Regions from separate parts of the Homo sapiens genome. Here region 1 is linked to region 2. Evidence: read pairs that join two places in POLR2A ChIA-PET (ENCODE). Cell type or tissue: OCI-LY7. All regions are shown on one strand. Links, peaks and the distances in the headings refer to the core of each region. The heading gives the core; the rest is flanking DNA. Region 1 has its middle 8.9 kb from the start of SEC24B. Region 2 overlaps SEC24B (SEC24 homolog B, COPII component).

Region 1 (8,957 bases), core at 2,015-7,014, 84 kb before region 2:
TGCTTAGTAGTAGCTTATCTATTGGTTGAGCCCAGCCAAATTTAAAGGTACTGAGACTAAGAAAAAAACAATTTTTTTTTTTTTTGAGATGGAGTGTCAGTCTGTTGCCCAGGCTGGAGTGCAGTGGTGCAATCTTGGCTCACTGCAACCTCTGCCTCCTGGGTTCAAGCAGTTCTCCCTGCCTCAGCCTCTCGCGTAGCTGGGATTACAGGTGTCCACCACCACACCCAGCTAATTTTTGTTATTTTGAGTAGCGACCGGGTTTTGCCATGTTGGCCAGACTGGTTTCGAACTCCTGACCTCAGGTGATCCATCAGCCTTGGTTTCTCAAAGTGCTGGGATTACAGGCATGAGCAGCAGAACTAAGAAAATATTGAAGCTTACGATTTTCAGTTTATTTCGAGTACTAGCACTGTACTAGTCCATTCTCACACTGCTATAAAGACTAACCTGAGACTCGGTATTTATAAAGAAAAGAAGTTTAATTGGCTCATGGTTCTGTGGGCTGTACTGGTGTCTGCTTCTGAGGTGGACTCAGGAAACTTACAATTATGATGCAAGGTGAAGGGGAAGGAGGCACATCTTCACATGGCAGAGCAGGAGAGACAGAGAGTGAAGGGGGAAGTGCTACACATTTTCAAACAACCAGATCTCATGAGAACTCACTCACTATTATGAGAACAGCAAGGTAGAAATGTGCCCCCATGATCCAACCACCTCCCACCAGGTCCCTCCCCAACACTGGGGATTACAATTCAAATGAGATTTGCGTGGGAACATTGAGCCAAACCATTGAGCCAAACCATATCATGCACATTGCTAAAATAAACGTATCATTACCCAAGCTGATTGCTTTGAAAGGCAGCATTTATTTATGTGGCTATGTGCTGAGAAGTATGAAAAAAATTAATTTCATTATATTGTATCACAATTCATACCATTTGTCCTATATTTATGATAGGAGAAGATGACATTAAGCATGGTATATACTTAATGTCTCATTTGTTTTACAAACTAAGAAGTGACAAAGGAAATTAACCCCCCAAATCACTGAATATTATGAGATCTACTCTGCCTTATTGTCATATGATAACTATTTGCCTAGAATCTATGGATTTTTAAAATATTAAAGCATAACTCACTGACCAGAACTGGTCCCATGGTCCAATCTAATCACCATGTGCAAGGCAGTCATGTGCCAATGGTGAAATGCTAGAACAATATGGTAGCCGCAGTACCAATGCTTATTCTCTGCCACACACTTTCCCCCACCACGTCCCCACCCTAACACTTTAAGGTTAAAATGCAGACAAAACTTTACCTGAATTTTAAAATAAAAAGAAATAGTACAGTGTTATCAGAACAGAGTAGATTCTTTTTGTAATAAAGACAGGATCTTATTCTGTTGCCCAGGCTGGTCTTGGACAACTAAGATCAAGTGATCCTCCCAGCTTAGCCTCCTAAAGTGGTGGGATTACAGATGTGAGCCACCGCGCCCAGCTCAGAAAGTAGATTCTTTTTATTTTATTTTATGATTTTAAGTTCCAGGGTACATGTATGGGATGTGCAGGTTTTTTACATAGGTAAACATGTGCCATGGTGGTTTGCTGCATCTATCAACCCATCATCTAGGTACTAAGTCCAGCATGCATTAACTATTTTTCCTGGTGCTCTCCCTTCCCCCACTCCCCCTGACAGGCCCCAGTGAGAAAGTAGATTCTTAATGTTGAAATTTTAGGTGTGGGACAAGGGGACTATAAAGATAAACAGAAATGGATGTAGATACAGAGTTTCCTGTACTCTCAGATGAGACGACTGCATAAACAGCTTTACTTAAGCAGATTCATGGTGCTGGGACTGTTCAAAAAGTGTTGCATGCTATGTAGTGCGAAGTTGAAGGATTCTAGCAGCATTAAAGAAAATGTTAATTTATTTGGTTCCATCTCATCCTAGTCAATAAGTCAACACATACAAATTGTTCCCCTTTTTGATTGCCTAGAAGTAAGCACTTTTATCTATTCAGTTTTTAGATTCCTATGCATTGCTTTCAAATCAATTGCATGAATGGAAAACTCTTCTCATTAATCACATTCCTCTCCACGCCAGCGAAGTCTCCTCAAGTCAGAGCACATCTACACATCGTCCACCAGATGGCGGTGGAAGCCCACCGACATTGTAGACTACGTAGGAAGAGCGTCCAGATGGAAAAGCGGGTTGGGGCTTTCTGGTCTGGTTTTTTTGTTTTGGGTTTTTGTTTGTTTGTTTTTGTTTTTTGTTTGTTCGTTTGTTTAAGACGGAGTTTCGCTCTGTCGCCCAGGCTGGAGTGCAGCAGCGCGATCCTGGCTCACTGCAACTTCCGCTTCCCGGGTTCAAGCGATTCTCCTGCCTCAGCCTCCCAAGCCCTGGGACTACAGGCGCAGGCCACCACTACGGGCTAATTTTTGTATTTTTAGTAGAGACGGGGTTTCATCATATTGGCCAGGTTGGTCTCAGACTCCTGACCTTGTGATCCGCCCACCTCGGCCTCCTAAAGTGCTGGGATTACAGGCGTGAGCCACTGCGCCCCGCTTCTGGTCTGTTTGTAAAACTAATCATTTCGGGAGGCTGAGGCAGGAGAATTGCTTGAACCGGGGAGGCGGAGGTTGCAGTGAGCTGAGATTGCGCCATTGCACTCCAGCCTGGTGACAGAGCGAGACTCCATCTCAAAACAAAAACAAAAACAAAATTAAGCATTAAAACGAAGAGGACTGTTGGATTTTAGAGCCTCAGATACGGGGCTTTTTTTAAAAGTCCATTTTTTTTTAAATTGTTAGAAAGATATGGCAATGACAAAGTAATATAAGTGATCTAATTAGATTATATTTTTTCTTGTTTTAAATTCTGGGTAATCTGTCCATTGAAGCTACTTGGCTGGGGAAGCAATTGAAAGTGTCATTCCTCAGTATGCTTGAAATCTCTCATACCCTTCATGCCCAACTAAGATATATAAGAGAAAATCCTGTTAGTGGCCATCAGCAGCTGCTGGAGAATGCACCTTTATATCCAGATTCTGGAATCTTTCAGGCAACCCTGCCTTCTTCCTCTTTGACTTCTATTTCTCATTCAACTCACCAGATTATTGGGATAATCATGTGTGTGGAGAAGATTCTCAATCTCTTTGAGTTTCAGATTTCTCATCTGCAGAATTAAAGTGTGTACTTTTTTGAGGAAATAATACATGAACATACATAGAACAATGCCTGGCACAGCCTAAATGCTCCAGAAATGGGAACTATTATTTTTTCCTCAGACTTTTACCTTATTTTGAAAGTAAGCAGGCTGGGCACGGTGGCTCATGCCTATAATCTCAGCACTTTGGGAGGCCGAGGCAGGTGGATCACCTGAGGTCGGGAGTTCGAGACCAGCCTGACCAACATGCAGAAACCCCATCTCTACTTGTGGGCGGAAAGCCACCCAGGTGCTGAGGCAAGAGACTGAAGGCACAAGCTGTTCCAGTATAATAAAAGAAAATAATTAGAATACAAAAAGTTATACTAAAAATAAGATATAGACATGATTATATATGAATATTATCAATCTTTAGTTGGTAGTGTTGCTCTTTTAGTATTATAATAATCTCTGTTTTATAATCATAACCTAGAAAACACCAGGCCATACAGAGTCAGGAGCTGAAGGGACATGGTGAGAAGTAACCAAAGGACAAGAGTGTGAGCCCTCTGTCACGCCCGGATAAGGGCCGCTTGAGGGTTCCTTGGTCTAGCGGTAAGGTCAGTGCCTGGGAAAGCACCCATTACTTGGCAGACCTTGGTCTAGCGGTAGGGCCAGTGCCTGGGAAGGCACCCGTTACTCGGCAGACCTTGGTCTAGCGGTAGCGCCAGTGCCTGGGAAGGCACCCGTTACTTAGCAGACCGGGAAAGCGAGTCTCCCTTTCCCCGGGGGGAGTTAGAGAACACTGCTCCACCAACTCTTGTGGGAGTCCTGACATTAGCCAGGCCTGCCCGCAGTCATCTGGAGGCTTAAACATCTGTGGTGCTGTGCTTCAGTGGTCATGCTCCTTGTCCACTTTCATGTTCTGCCTGTACACCTGGCACCTCCTTTTAAGTTCTTAAAAGATAGCAGTAACAAAATTAGTGAAAGTACTAAAGTCTTTGATCTTCCTGATAAGTGCACAGAAGAAATGCTGACATATACTGTCCTCCCTCTCTGCTTCAGCTATCACAAAGGGAAAGGCCCCCCGTCACGTGGACACGTGACTTGCTTGACCTTATTAATCATTTGAGATGACTCAAACTCCTTACCCTGCCCCCTTGCCTTGCATACAATAAATAGCAGTGTGTCCAGGCATTCAGGGTCACTACCAGGCTTCGCGCATTGGTGGTAGTGGTCCCCTGGGCCCAGCTGTGTTTCCTTCTATTTCTTTGTCTCATGTCTATTTTTCTACAATCTCTCATCTCTGCACACTAAGGAAAAACCCACAGGCCCTGTAGGGCTGGACCCTACACTACTAAAAATACAAAATTAGCGGGGCATGGTGCATGCTTGTAATCCCAGCTACTTCGGAGGCTGAGGCAGGAGAATCACTTGAACCTAGGAGACGGAGGTTGCAGTGAGCTGAGATTGAGCCATTGCACTCCAGCCTGGGCTACAAAAGCAAAGCTCTGTTTCAAAAAAAAAAAAAGAAGAAAGAAAAAGAAAGTATAGGGCATTAATTATAGTAACTTGTGCACAGTTTCATCATTTGTGCCAAATGATCATGTAACAAAATTATGACTATGCCTATTGTGTATTATGTGTGTGTGCACATTAACTATCAAAATGTCCATATTTTGTATCTGCAACAAACTTATATATTGGCAGCAACTACAGCGCTATTGGCCAATTACAACAACAACATGAAACACAGACACCGAGAGAAGAAACGTTATCTAAACCCAAAGTGTGAGTGTCTCAGAGCACATATTTTCCAAATGTCAGTTAACAGGGAAAACTAACAGATACCATAACCAGTGACATTCCCTCCCTGCCCTGAATTATGGTGAAAGTGTATGAATTATATGCCCCATTTTCAGCTATACAATTTAGAGCTCCACTGGAGTTCTGTGGAAGACCAAGTGAGGAGCTTTCAGTTTTGGAAAGTAGATACTCATATGACATAAATGGTCTAGATTCAGGAAAAAGAACAGCTAGGCCTTGGTGATGGCTTCTGAATGCAGTTTGTACAATTTACAACTCAAGTGTCATGTGATATCATTTCTGTGGGGATTCTCGTTCAAAAATAATGAGACTAATGTTGATAAACGATCGAGATTTTTATTATGAGTTTCCGTAAAGGTGTAACACAGGGGTCTCTCCCAGAAAAATAGAAAGTAAAGCTTCCAACAATACTTCTCTATATCTCTCCTCCCTCCAAAGTTCCCTACTTATGACGGCTGCTAAAATTCTCCTCCTCTTTCAATCTCCCAATCCTTCCATGTTGTTATCTCACAGTTTTCTTTCTACCCTGTTCACTACCTTCTTCCCACATGGTGTAAAAGTGAGAAGCTTCTCTTGTACCCCTGCCCACCAACCATACATAGAAGACAGCTAATGGCCTCCCATTTCTCTCTCTCTTCTTGGCAAGAAGCATGTAGCATCCCCTACAAAGTATATTTTTCTCCTCCTGAATGATTTTTGCATGAGACATTTTCTTACAGAGAAATTCCGGGGACTAACATTCTCTACTTTGTTTTATGTATATATAATAAAGTATATAATATACATATAAAACAAAGGTGTATATATAAAGCCAGATATATATATCTGACTCATTGCAGCCTCAACCACCTGGGCTCAAGCAATCCTCCCACCTCAGCTTCCTGAGCAGCTAGGACTACAAGGCTGTGTCACCATGCCGGGCTAATTTCTAATTATTTTGTAGAGATAGGGTATCTCTATGCACCCAGGCTGATCTCAAACTCCCGTCTCAAACGATCCTCCTGCTTTGGCCTCCCAAAGTCCTGGGATTATAGGCATGAGCCACCACACCTGCCCCTTCTACTCTGTTGTATTTAGAAGGAGAGAATCTTATGGGAGAAATTCCTGTTTTAACTTGTTTTAATCTATTACATAGAAACTGTCTACAGGACTATACTAGATTTCTACTTTTCGTTAGTGAAGAAGAAAGTTGTTATACGGAAAAATCTTTTAATTTTTTCATTTTTTTGAGACAGACTCTCACTCTGTCGCTGTGCTAGAGTGCAGTGGCACGATCTCTCCCTATGTTTTCTCCTATTAGTTTTATAGTTTCAGGTTTTTAAGTCTTTAGTCCATTTTGAGTTGATTTTTGTATATGGTGTACCACAAGCTTTGTAAACACCCTGCCATCATAGTGGTGCTCTGACTTATCAATATTCTTTTTTAAAAGTGTGTCCTTTCTAACTGAATTAGTATGTTCAACAATTTTATTTATTTATTTATTTATTTTTGAGACAGAGTCTCACTCTGCTGCCCAGGCTGGAGTGTGTAAGTGGCACAATTATGGCTCACTGCAGGCTTGACCTCCTAGGCCCAAGTGGTCCTCCTGCCTCAGCCTCCTGAGTAGCTAGGACCACAGGCACACGCCACCACACCTGGCTAATTTTTTAACTTTTTGTACAGACAAGGTCTCACTCTGTTGCCCAGGTTGGTCTCAAATTCCTGGGCTTAAGTGATCCTCCCACCTTGGCCTCCAAAACTGTTGGGATTACAGGTGTGAGCCACTGTGTCTGCCCCAACAACATTTTTTGTCTAGCTTTTTCTCTTTTAAAGAAACAGTTGTGTTTTACATTTTTCAGGTAATTGAAGTTTATCCTTTCAACTAGTAAAAAAAGTTTTAAAACCAATCCTTTGTAACACAGAAATACCCCTTCGTATGATCTTTTAACTTAGTTTTATACATAAAAATAAATCTAGGCTGGGCATGGTGGCTCACACCTGTAATCCCAGCACTTTGGGAGGCCAAGGCTGGAGGATTACTTGAGAGACCAACCTGGGCAACACAGCAAGACTTCACCTCTACTAAAAATTTTAAAAAATTAGCCCGGTGTGGTGGTGCACTCCTGTAATCCCAGCTGCTTGGGAGGCTAATGCAGGAGGGTCACTTGAGCCTAGGAGGTCAAGGCTGCAGTGAGCTGTAATTGCACCACTGCATTCTAGCCTGGGCAACAGAGTGAGACCCTGTCTCAAATGAATGAACGAATACATAAATCTACCTTCTAGAACCATAGTATAGTAACTTTGTCTCCTTCCAGCAGATGGCACTGAAGATTGTGCACAGTAATTTAGTAATTTTAGTCTAGGGCAGTGCTTCCCAGCCTCTTCATGTTATAACATAGCTAGAAAATAAGGATATTTTTGTTGGGTAAAAGACAAGGATGCTTGCAGCCAAAGGAGACTAGCCTGAGGATCACTTGAGTACCCCCTAGTTGTCCCAATGTCTGAAGAGGATTAATATCTTAATACATCTTTTAATGAATTGCACTCATTCAGTGTGCCCTGGTGTAGTGGTGCCCTGATGTAGGTCATCTTTTTATTAATTTGGGGCCTATTATGAGTTTATGTTTTAAAATGTGCTTTATAAATATTAATCCCAACATTGATGTCAGTGAGAAAGCAGTGAGAATTTTGAAGGTGGTAGTAAGAGTGATGTGAAGATTAAAAAAGCAGAGATTGAAAAATGAAAATTCATAGTAATAAATATACAATAAAGTGGTATGACCCAGTTGAAATTGGGAACAATTCTGAAAAGCAAAGAGTGACTCATGCCATATGAAAATGCCATTTGCTATGGACTGAATTCTGTACCTCCAAAATCCATATGTTGAAGCCCTAACCCCACATGTAACTATATTGAAGAGAGGGCCTTTAAGGAGGTGATTAAGGTTAAATGCAGTCGTAAAGGCAGAGCCTTGTCCAATAGAACTGGTGCCCTTATACCGAGACACCAGACAACTTTCTCTCTCCCCATCTCTGCCTGCCATGTATGGACCAGTGAGAAGGTGGCCATCTACAAGCCAGGAGGAGAACCTTTACCAGAACCTGATCATGCTGGCACTCTCATCTCAGACTTCCAGCTTCCAGAATTGTGGGAAAACACATTTCTGTTGTTTAAGCCACCTCGTTTAAGGTATTTTGTTATGGTGGCCAAAGCAGACTAATTCACCATTTTTATATAACAATAATCAGTAAGAAGAAAAGTAATTGACAAAATGTACACACTGTTGACCATGTGATGAGAGGATCAGTGTCAACTCTGGGCACCCATTAACCCATTAGGAGATGGTTCAAGTATCTTAAAGGCCTAAGAAAGTAAAGTTATGGAAAGCAAGAGCGCTAGGCACATTTTAATCTGTACAACATCAACATGAGTGGTAGCAGGTGTGAATATACGCCAGCTGCTAAGAAGTTCCTTTAGGCTCATTAAGGAGGGGCATTTCCTTCCTTAAGGGACTTCAAATGTAAATCCAACAAAAAATGCCCTTTGGAACCTTGCTACTCAAAGTGTGGTCCATGGATCAGCAGCATCAGCATCAGCATCACCTGGGAGCTTGCTAGAAATGCAGATTCTCAGGTCATTCTAACCCTACCCAATAAGCATCTTCATTTTAACGTGATCATCAAGAGATTCATATGCGCCTTAGTCTGGGTTGCACCACTATACAACTTATATCAGTAAAAAGAAGAGTAAGCTTTGTTCTAAAGTTTCAAAGGACTGCCTCACTTTTCTGTTTTCTGGAAATGCATATGTGGCTTACTCCGAACTTGTGAGTATTGGGACTTACGAACAATGGAAATTTTGGAACCTAACCTGTTCATATGTAAGAGTTTCTAAAGTTCCAAAATGGGTTCTGTATTCCTCTGGTCTTCTGAAACAGAGTACAGAACATAATTTAATTTTTCTTTGCAATTGAGGACCAAATCTATGAATATCTGTTTTGGTC
Region 2 (8,957 bases), core at 2,305-7,304:
GTACACTTCAAAATAATATCTGTTTATTTCACTTATACCACTGCTAGGCTTGATTAGTGCCTCATACAATGACAGCCTGATCCTTTAATTGTGAAGTTCCTCATTAAGCTTTCACCTAGTGGCTTTATCATCTGTTGATATCTATTGGTCTTCCATTACAAGTGACCACTACCTGAATCATTTATTTCAGTATGGATTGTTAAATAGTGATTTTTCTGAATTTATCATTATCCATATATTAGCTGGAATTCTATAGCACATTAACATAATGGAGTGCTCCGTAGCTGTAAAAAGAAATGCAGAAGGTATAGACATAGAGTTATTGCCAGGACATTTTTTTAGTTGAAAAGGGGGCTATATTTACAACAGTATATATGTTTAGCTTATATAAATAGAAACAATGGAAGGATTAAACTATAAGCTAATAAAAATAGTTAACTATAGGCAGAGGTGTCAAGAGTGAAATAAGATATCTCTGAATACCTTATTGTATTAGTACCTTATTGTAATGTTTTTTGACATTAGAATTATATAAATGTTATGTTTACTCAAAAACCAAAAAGATTAAAAATGATCCTTAAATATGAAAAACAAAATAAAATTAAAAAACCTGTTTATCAAGTTGGATACATTCTAATACCAAGAAAAGTACTGTTCAAGCTGATCTTAAAACCTAGTATTTTATACATCTCAGTGGGATATAACGTAAGGACAAAAAGAACTATGAAAAATTTAATAATCTGACATAATATTGGTGGTGTTATAAATGTATATTATAGGATAAAATAATGCTGTTACCATTAGAAATAAAGATTTGTAGCAAAAGAGAACAGAGATACCGGTATAAAATCAAAGAACTTAAGTAAAAACCCCGTCATCTTAAATTTGTATTGGAACTGTCAACGTGGACTCATTATTTGCTTCTACTTTAACATGTGTATTTTCCATCTTTACCTGTTGCCAAGTATCTGGAAGTAATAACAGCACACTAGCAATAAGCACCTTTATCATCCAGATTATGGTTTTTAGATATCATCTCTACTTAAAAGGAGCCAAGATTCCTTTTTAGACAAACAATTCTAGATTTGAAGTAAAAGAGTATAAAATAGTGTGTAAGAAAGCAAGGAAACTATCAAAGGCTAGTTAGGTTCATATAAAAGGACACTGGGGCCATCTTGAAAGGGCTTTCACTGGCTAAAGATTGGGTAGTTTGAACATCATAAGAATAATGACTGTAATTCATTACATCAGTTTGAGATAACAAGCCATTAATTCATGATAATATTAAAAACATAGGAAACAAAATAAGGCAAAACCTATTGAACACGATTGTACATTTCTATGGTACCAACTCATTATTGTGAAAGTTGGTAATTGGGGGAGGGGAACCTTGAGAACAGTGGGGCACTTATCGTGTTTTTCAAGTATAAACTGTATTCAGGGAAACCAAATTGCTCATGTTGAAAAGCATTGTTGCTGAAATTTCATTGCGAGGGTTAACCTTGCTAATAAGATTCAAATTTATTCAGTACTTTTGCTTTGAGTTTTTTTCAAGTGTGCTTTAGATTGACTGCATACCAAGCCAGATTTAAATTTTCTTACCTTTTTGCTTTTTCTGTATGTTGAGATATGTAGTATATATAAGAAAATTTATTTATGTTTTATTGTTCTTTTATTTTGTTTTGAATTGCTCTTTCAGCAGTATCCTGGTGTGAACCAGCTATCCTCCAGTATAGGAGGATTGAGTCTTCAGAGTTCTCCACAACCAGAAAGCCTGAGACCTGTAAACCTTACTCAGGAGAGGAATATTTTACCTATGACTCCTGTTTGGGCTCCTGTACCTAACTTGAATGCAGACCTCAAAAAATTAAACTGTAGCCCAGAGTAGGTATTTATTTATTTTATAATCTTTCTTAAGTGATGAAAACATTGTATGACTTTCAAAAATAGTAAAAGTAGTATGTTATTTCTTCGGTTGGAAGTTTCATTAATGTTGACTTTTCTCTTTTAGTTTGTATAGATGTAAAATTTGACTTAGGTCATCTCTTTTTGTTCCCATCTCTGTCTCAATCCAGTCCCTTCCCCCCATCACCTAATGTTAGGGAAATTATTTCTATTTGAATGAAGGGTTTCAGGAACCCAAATATAACTATATTTTTTATTTCTTAAATCTTTTTCCTCACTTTTCAATAATAATAACTTCTGATATCTTTTCAATAAGGACAGATATTTGAAATTTCAGGCTTTGCTTGAAAAGAACATAGACCTCACTTATGTAATCTCAAGAACAGGTTTAGATAAATGGTTTATCTCAGAATTTTCTTTTCCCACTCAATATAGAGTATGAAGACCTTTGACTCCCAGGCTTAATCCAGTCTGAATCTAGACTGGATTTCCTTTAATAGAGAAGTTTAGCTGGCAGACTGCACTGGCAACCACCAAGCCCTGGTGTACCTTTGTGTGAATGAGCTCTGTTACTCACTTCACAGTGCCTCATGTCTTTGTTCTTGCATGCTTTTAGTTCTGTATCCTATGAATAGGATATCCCCCTGGTCCTAGTTTTTTTCTTTTTTTGGAAGACATCCTCCTGCATCTGGAATTTCTCCTCCTCATAAAGTAAACACTGATTCACAGAACAACATTGTCTTCCTTTTTTTTTTTTTTTTGATGGGGTCTCAGTCTGTCACCCAGGCTGGAGTGCAGTGGCCCGATCTTAGCTGACTGCAACCTCCGCCTCCCAGGTTCAAGTGATTCTCGTGCCTCAGCCACCAAGTAGCTGAGATTACGGGTGTGCACCATGATGCGTGTCTAATTTTTGTATTTTTATTAGAGATGGGGTTTCACCATGTTGGGCAGACTGTTCTCGAACTCCTGACTTCAGGTGACCTGCCCGCCTTGGCCTCCCAAAGTGGTGGGATTATAGGTGTGATCCACCGCGCTTGGCCAACATTGTCTTCTTCCTTGCATTAGGAGAATTAGTGTTCTTTAGAGCCAATATTTCCTCTTTCTTTTTTTCTTTCTTTTTTTTATTTTTGAGACGGAGTTTCGCTGTTGTTGCCCAGGCTGGAGTGCAATAACGCCATCTCGGCTCACCGCAATCTCCGCCTCCCAGGTTCAAGTGATTCTCCTGCTTTAGCCTCCCGAGTACCTGGGATTACAGGCATGTGCCACCACACCCAGCTAATTTTGTATTTTTAGTAGAGACAGGGTTTCTGCATGTTGGTCAGGCTGGTCTCGAACTCCCGACCTCAGGTGATCCGCCCACCTCGTCCTCCCAAAGTGCTGGCATTACAGGCGTGAGCCACTGTGCCCAGCCTATTTCCCTTTTCTTAAAGCAGTAGTTTTCCAGCTTTAAAAAAAAAGCGGCAAACCACTCTTCAACCAAAATATTATATAGAATTCCAATATAGAAAATAAGAAGTGGAGCTGCTTTGAGAATTTCCCCTCTTCTTCCACTGTACCATCCACACACCATCAGTGCCTCAGGTACTGCCAAGATTGTTTCCGTAAAAATACAGAGTGTCATGGATTATAGGTTGAAAACAGCTGCCCATCCTTCCAAATATAAGTTGCTACCAGGTTGATAAGTTTGTAAATTATGACCTTGTAGTATAAAAGGTTAGGTACCCCCTACGTAGGTAAATGTAGCGTATGGGCCATGCATAGTAGCTCACGGCTGTAATTCCAGCACTTTGGGAAGGCAAGGCAGGTGGATCGCTTGAGCCCAGGAGTTTGTGACCAGCCTGGACAACATGGCGAAACCCCTTCTCCTCCAAAAAAACAAAAAAATTAGCTGAGCATAGTGCCATGTGCCTGTGGTCCCAGCTACTCTGTAGGCTGAGGTGGGAGGATCCTTTGAGCCCAGGAGGTGGAAGTTGTGGCGATCCAAGATCATAACACTGTACTCCAGCCTGGGTGACAGAGTGAGACCCTGTCTCAAAAAAATAAAAAATTATTAAAAAAAAATATGTTGCATATGTATAAGAGAACCCATAGGTAAGGGGAAGGCATACATTTTTCTACCCAGTTATGTGTGTTTTGCGAAAATGTCTCTTTTATCAAAATAACAAATAATTAGGAGTACAGGCTTTAGAGTTGAGCAGACCTAAGTAGCTGTGAAACTGTGCAATTTATTTAACCTCTCAAAGTCTCAGTTTTGTCAACTGTAAAACAGGAATAATAATAGTATCAGCATACTAAAATAAATCATTCAATAAACATTTATCAAATGCCTTGGAAGTTAAATGCAAAGCACTGTTTTCCGTGTACTGGGGATAAAGTTGTGAACAAAACACAGTTCCTGATCTCTGTGGAATCACAGAACTTATATTCTCCGATGAACAGTCAAACTAGTAAATATATAATGTAATGTTTAGGGTATTACAATGAAGAAAAATAAATCAGAATAAGGAGTGCAGGTGGAGGGTGACTCTTGTAAATAGAAGAGTCTGGACAGGTTTACCCAAAGACTTTTAACATTTGAGTAGAGATCTGGGTGAAGTGAGAGAGTAAGCCACATGACTTCTCTGGGAATAAAAGGGTTCCAACCTGCATGAATGGCAAATATGGAGGTCCTGAAGCAGGAACAAGCTTTTTGTGTTCAAGGAACAACACTAAGGCTGGAATAAATAGATATCTCTACATGATATTAACGACTCTTCATAAAATTTCTTGCCTGGCTTTCAGTACTTCTGCTTTTTACTGCTTTGGCATCTCCTTTATTCATTCTTTGTTTATTGACTTTAAAACTTCATAAGTTATTTGGCCAGGCACAGTGGCTCACGCCTGTAATCCTAGCACTTTGGAAGGCCGAGGCAGGCGGATGGATCACAAGGTCAGGAGATCGAGACCATCCTGGCTAACATGGTGAAACCCCGTCTCTACTAAAAATACAAAAAATTAGCTGGGCATGGTGGCAAGCGCCTGTAGTCCCAGCTACTCAGGAGGCTGAGGCAGGAGAATGGCGTGAACCCAGGAGGCGGAGCTTGCAGTGAGCCGAGATCGGGCTGCTGCACTCCAGCCTGGGCGACAGAGCAAGACTCCATCTCAGAAAAAAAAAAAAAAAAAAAAAAAAGTAGGCCTTTTCACTTATGTTTTCTGTGTGCTCCTATTCATCTCCTTCAGGCTAGTCATAATGGAGTAGTTGGTCTTCCCTGAATGTGTACTATTTTTCCACCATGAAAGTGTTGACTCTTTAATTTAGATTTTTTGACATATATTGCATACATGCCTAATTAATCAGGACCTTCTTGCTTACAGTTACAGTAACATGCCCAAATGATTTTCACTTATGTCCTTAAATGTTCTTAGTTATCTTATCTACTTCAGTGTATTTTTCTCTGATAGCTAATATCCTCCATGTTGTTTATGTTTTTTGCAGTTCATTTCGGTGTACTTTGACAAATATTCCACAGACACAGGCTTTACTGAATAAAGCTAAGCTTCCTTTAGGATTGTTGTTACATCCCTTCAGAGACCTAACGGTAAAGTAACATTTTATAATATTTATGGGTACTGACATGTATGCTTATGTACAAGGTACTTAAATTTTATATTTTCTTAGAATTTTCTATATCTTCTTTTATTTGAAGTTAGAAATAATCATTTCCATAACAACTTGGCAAACATTTTTTGAACACCTGCTTTGTGACAAGCTCTAAACTAAGCACTGGTAGTACAGAGATGATCAAGTCATTGAAGTTGCCTCCAAAAAGTTCTTATCTAACAGGGAACAAAGATGTAAAAATAATTACAGTGCAGGATAATTAATACATGTAATTAATCAAATTCTATGAGATACTTAGGTAGTGAGTACAGTATGAGAAGTGATTCCCTGTGGATACAATAGCAAAAGTTTTCTATAAGTGTTGAAGTCTGTCCTGGATTTTGAAAGATTAGTAGTTTTGGAAGGTGGAATGGCCCTGGAAGGTAGATACACTTTCGGAGTTCTTTATTAAACACAAAGGAAACACCAACAGTGATGTCCACTTAGAGAGGAAAACTGCCTGTTCCTTAACAAATTAAACAAATTTGTTAATTCAACAAATAACCTTTGTAACAGTAGGGATTTTTAAACTTGTAAAGTTTTAAAAGTTTTAAATTTTGAAAACTTCAAAAATAATTTTATTCAGGGCTGTTTTATTTGTACTTCATAAGTTGCATTTCTGTCTCAAACTTTTTTTTACTACTGTTGTTTACTACCCTTCTTACTGGTTCTGAGTTTTCTTTTGCTGTCATTCATCCAAAAAATATTGATTGACTACCTGTCACGTTGGAAGCTGGAGATACAAAGGGTAAATTAAAAGCTTCCTTGTGAAGCTTACTTTACTACCAGGAAGTATAGAAAAGATCAAAATGAATAGAAAATAAAAAATTGTAATATGTGATAAGTACCGTGAATTTATTCATTGGGTAAATATTTTTAATCACCTATAATACTCTGAAAACCTTATCTATAAACCAAGACAGTTAATTTCATATATATATGAAATTGTATACTATATATATGTATATATATGAGAGAGTTTTTCTCTAAATACAGATATACATGATACCTTCTGGAAGCATGTATACTAAATTGTTTACAGTGACATCTTCTGTGATATAGAGTTCTGTAATTTTTTATTTTCTCATTCTCAGTTAACTATATTTCCTGATTTTTTTTTACAACAGATATGTGGTTACTTGCATAATAATAATCATATATGTGAAAAAATTAAATACAAAGATCAAAATGTTCATGTGCAGATAGAAAAAAACAGAATGATATACTAAAATGATAGCAGGTTAATTCAGAGACATAGAATAATATGTGATCTCTTAATCTTTTTTCATATTTTCTAAAGTTTCTACTTGAATATAAAATTCATTTCCCAAACTAAGCATAGAGATGTAATTTTTTTTAAAGGCACGTTGTGTTTGACTGCTTCTGGCCTCAGCTCCTGTCAGAAGTTGCTGTGGCAGTCTAATGAGCAGTGCCTAATAGTCTAGTACCACGTGCAGTCAACAAAGACAAAGGTATTTGTATATGGTATGTTTCTCTCTCACTGTTATTTCTAAAGTTAAACTGATAAGATCTCACTTACATTATTTTCTTGGCCAATGTTTGTTATGACTTTATTTTAGTGTTATGATTTGTGACAAGAGGGAGAAAACTTGATGGCTACATGTGTTGCTCAACATGTCCCTGGATTTTATTAATATGCTTCCATATAAAACCACATAAAAACAATTAAGGTTTATGTTCTGTATTTGGAGCAGATCTGTGTACGTTCTGTTTTTCCTTGGGGTGCCTTTTTCTGCTACAGCTTCTTTATTTTATTTCCTAGCAATTACCAGTGATAACATCAAATACCATTGTGAGGTGCCGATCCTGTCGAACGTATATTAACCCCTTTGTATCCTTCATTGATCAACGTAGATGGAAATGCAATTTGTGCTATAGAGTAAACGATGGTGAGTTTTAGATTCTTAATTGTGTTTTAATCCTATTTTCAGGTTTTTTTTTTTGAGATTTTTGTCATCTCCTGGTTTCTCTCTTCATTGCTTTAAAAAGAATTTTCATGCCATTTTTAGTAGAGGGAATATAGGCTAAGGCTAGGACTAGGGATTCTTCATTTTGGCTGACCAAGGGGATAATTGACAATGAGGAGAGTAACAGTGAGGACAAAGTAAGAAAAATAGAAACAGTGACACTCATGCAGGTGAGCTTATGCAGACTAGTTATGCTTGTCCCTGACAGTAAGATTGTCTTACATTTGTATATTTGGTTCATTCAACTCAGGTAGAACTTTGCCAGTGTATCTGGATGCATGCATGTATATATGTCTGTCTCTTGTTCCCTTTATTCATTTCTTCGGGTTCCCCTACTAGAGTTGCTTTCAAATTTATGTTTCTCTGTCTGATTTTTTTCCATGTCATTTGATATAATAAATAGGATACAAGTCTAAGAAGGAAGGTTACTTGCATCCTGGTTTTCTCACCTGATTTCAGAACATAAGTTTTTTTATCCTTCTGATCTATTTTTTTTTTTTAATTTTTTTTTTGAGACAGGGTCTCGCTCTGTCACCCAGGCTGGAGTGCAGTTGCACAATATGGCTCACTGCAATCTCTGCTTTCCAGGTTCAAGCTATAAGTTTTTCTCATGCCTCAGCCTCCCAAGTAGCTGAGACTACAGGCTTGCACCACCACACCTGGCTAATTTTTGTATTTTTGGTAGAAATGGGGTCTCGCTATGTTGGCCAGGCTAATCCTGAACTCCTGGGCTCAAATGATCCATCCACCTCAGCCTCCCAACCCAAGAGCTGGGATTACAGACATGAGCCACTGCACCTAAGCCTGATCTTTTTTTTTTTTTTTTTTTTGGAGATGGAGTCTCACTCTGTCACCCAGGTTGGAGTGCAGTGGTGCGATCTCAGCTCACTGCAACCTCCACCTCCCGGGTTCAAGCAATTCTTCTGCCTCAGCCTCCCGAGTAGCTGGGACTACAGGTGTCTGCCACCATGTCTGGCTAATTTTTGTATTTTTAGTAGAGATGGGGTTTTACCATATTGGCCAGGCTGGTCTCGAACTCCTGACCTCGTGATCTTCCCCGCCTCAGCCTCCCAAAATGCTGGGATTATAGGTGTGAGCCACTGCGCCTGGCCCCCTGATTATTATTTTTTTTTTTTTTCGGAGACAGAGTCTCACTCTGTCGCCTAGGCTGGAGTGCAGTGGTGTAATCTCAGCTCACTGCAACCTCTGCCTCCCAGGTTCAAGCAATTCTCCTGCCTCAGCCTCCTGAGTAGCTGGGATTACAGGCGCACACCACTATGCCTGGCTAATTTTTGTTTTTTTAGTAGAGACGAGGTTTCACCATGTTGGTCAGGCTGTTCTCAAACTCCTGACCTCGTGATCCGCCCGCCGCGGCCGCCCAAAGTGCTGGGATTGCAGGCGTGAGCCACCGCCCTGATCTATTT

Evidence for each region. Peaks named below come from ENCODE experiments on the same cell type or tissue, not always from the same donor. Only the 100,000 strongest peaks of a DNase experiment are listed, where the experiment ranks them.
Region 1: POLR2A ChIA-PET joins it to region 2 with 8 read pairs; 3 of 35 experiments call an interaction of 5 or more read pairs at or near these places.

Annotation. Positions count from the first base shown.
Region 1 is chr4:109,420,434-109,429,390 of GRCh38, forward strand. No RefSeq gene overlaps it. Among named protein-coding and RNA genes, the nearest start is that of SEC24B, 8.9 kb to the right of the region's middle. In OCI-LY7, for the core only: a CTCF peak has its summit at 2,138 (motif pointing right); DNase peaks (open chromatin) are centred at 2,148 and 4,108.
Region 2 is chr4:109,504,629-109,513,585 of GRCh38, forward strand. It overlaps SEC24B (SEC24 homolog B, COPII component), which reads left to right. Exons shown (of 24, transcript NM_006323.5): 7 at 1,700-1,884; 8 at 5,381-5,483; 9 at 7,329-7,455. Among named protein-coding and RNA genes, the nearest start is that of MIR576, 20 kb to the left of the region's middle. In OCI-LY7, for the core only: no CTCF peak of the experiment used is centred there; no DNase peak of the experiment used is centred there.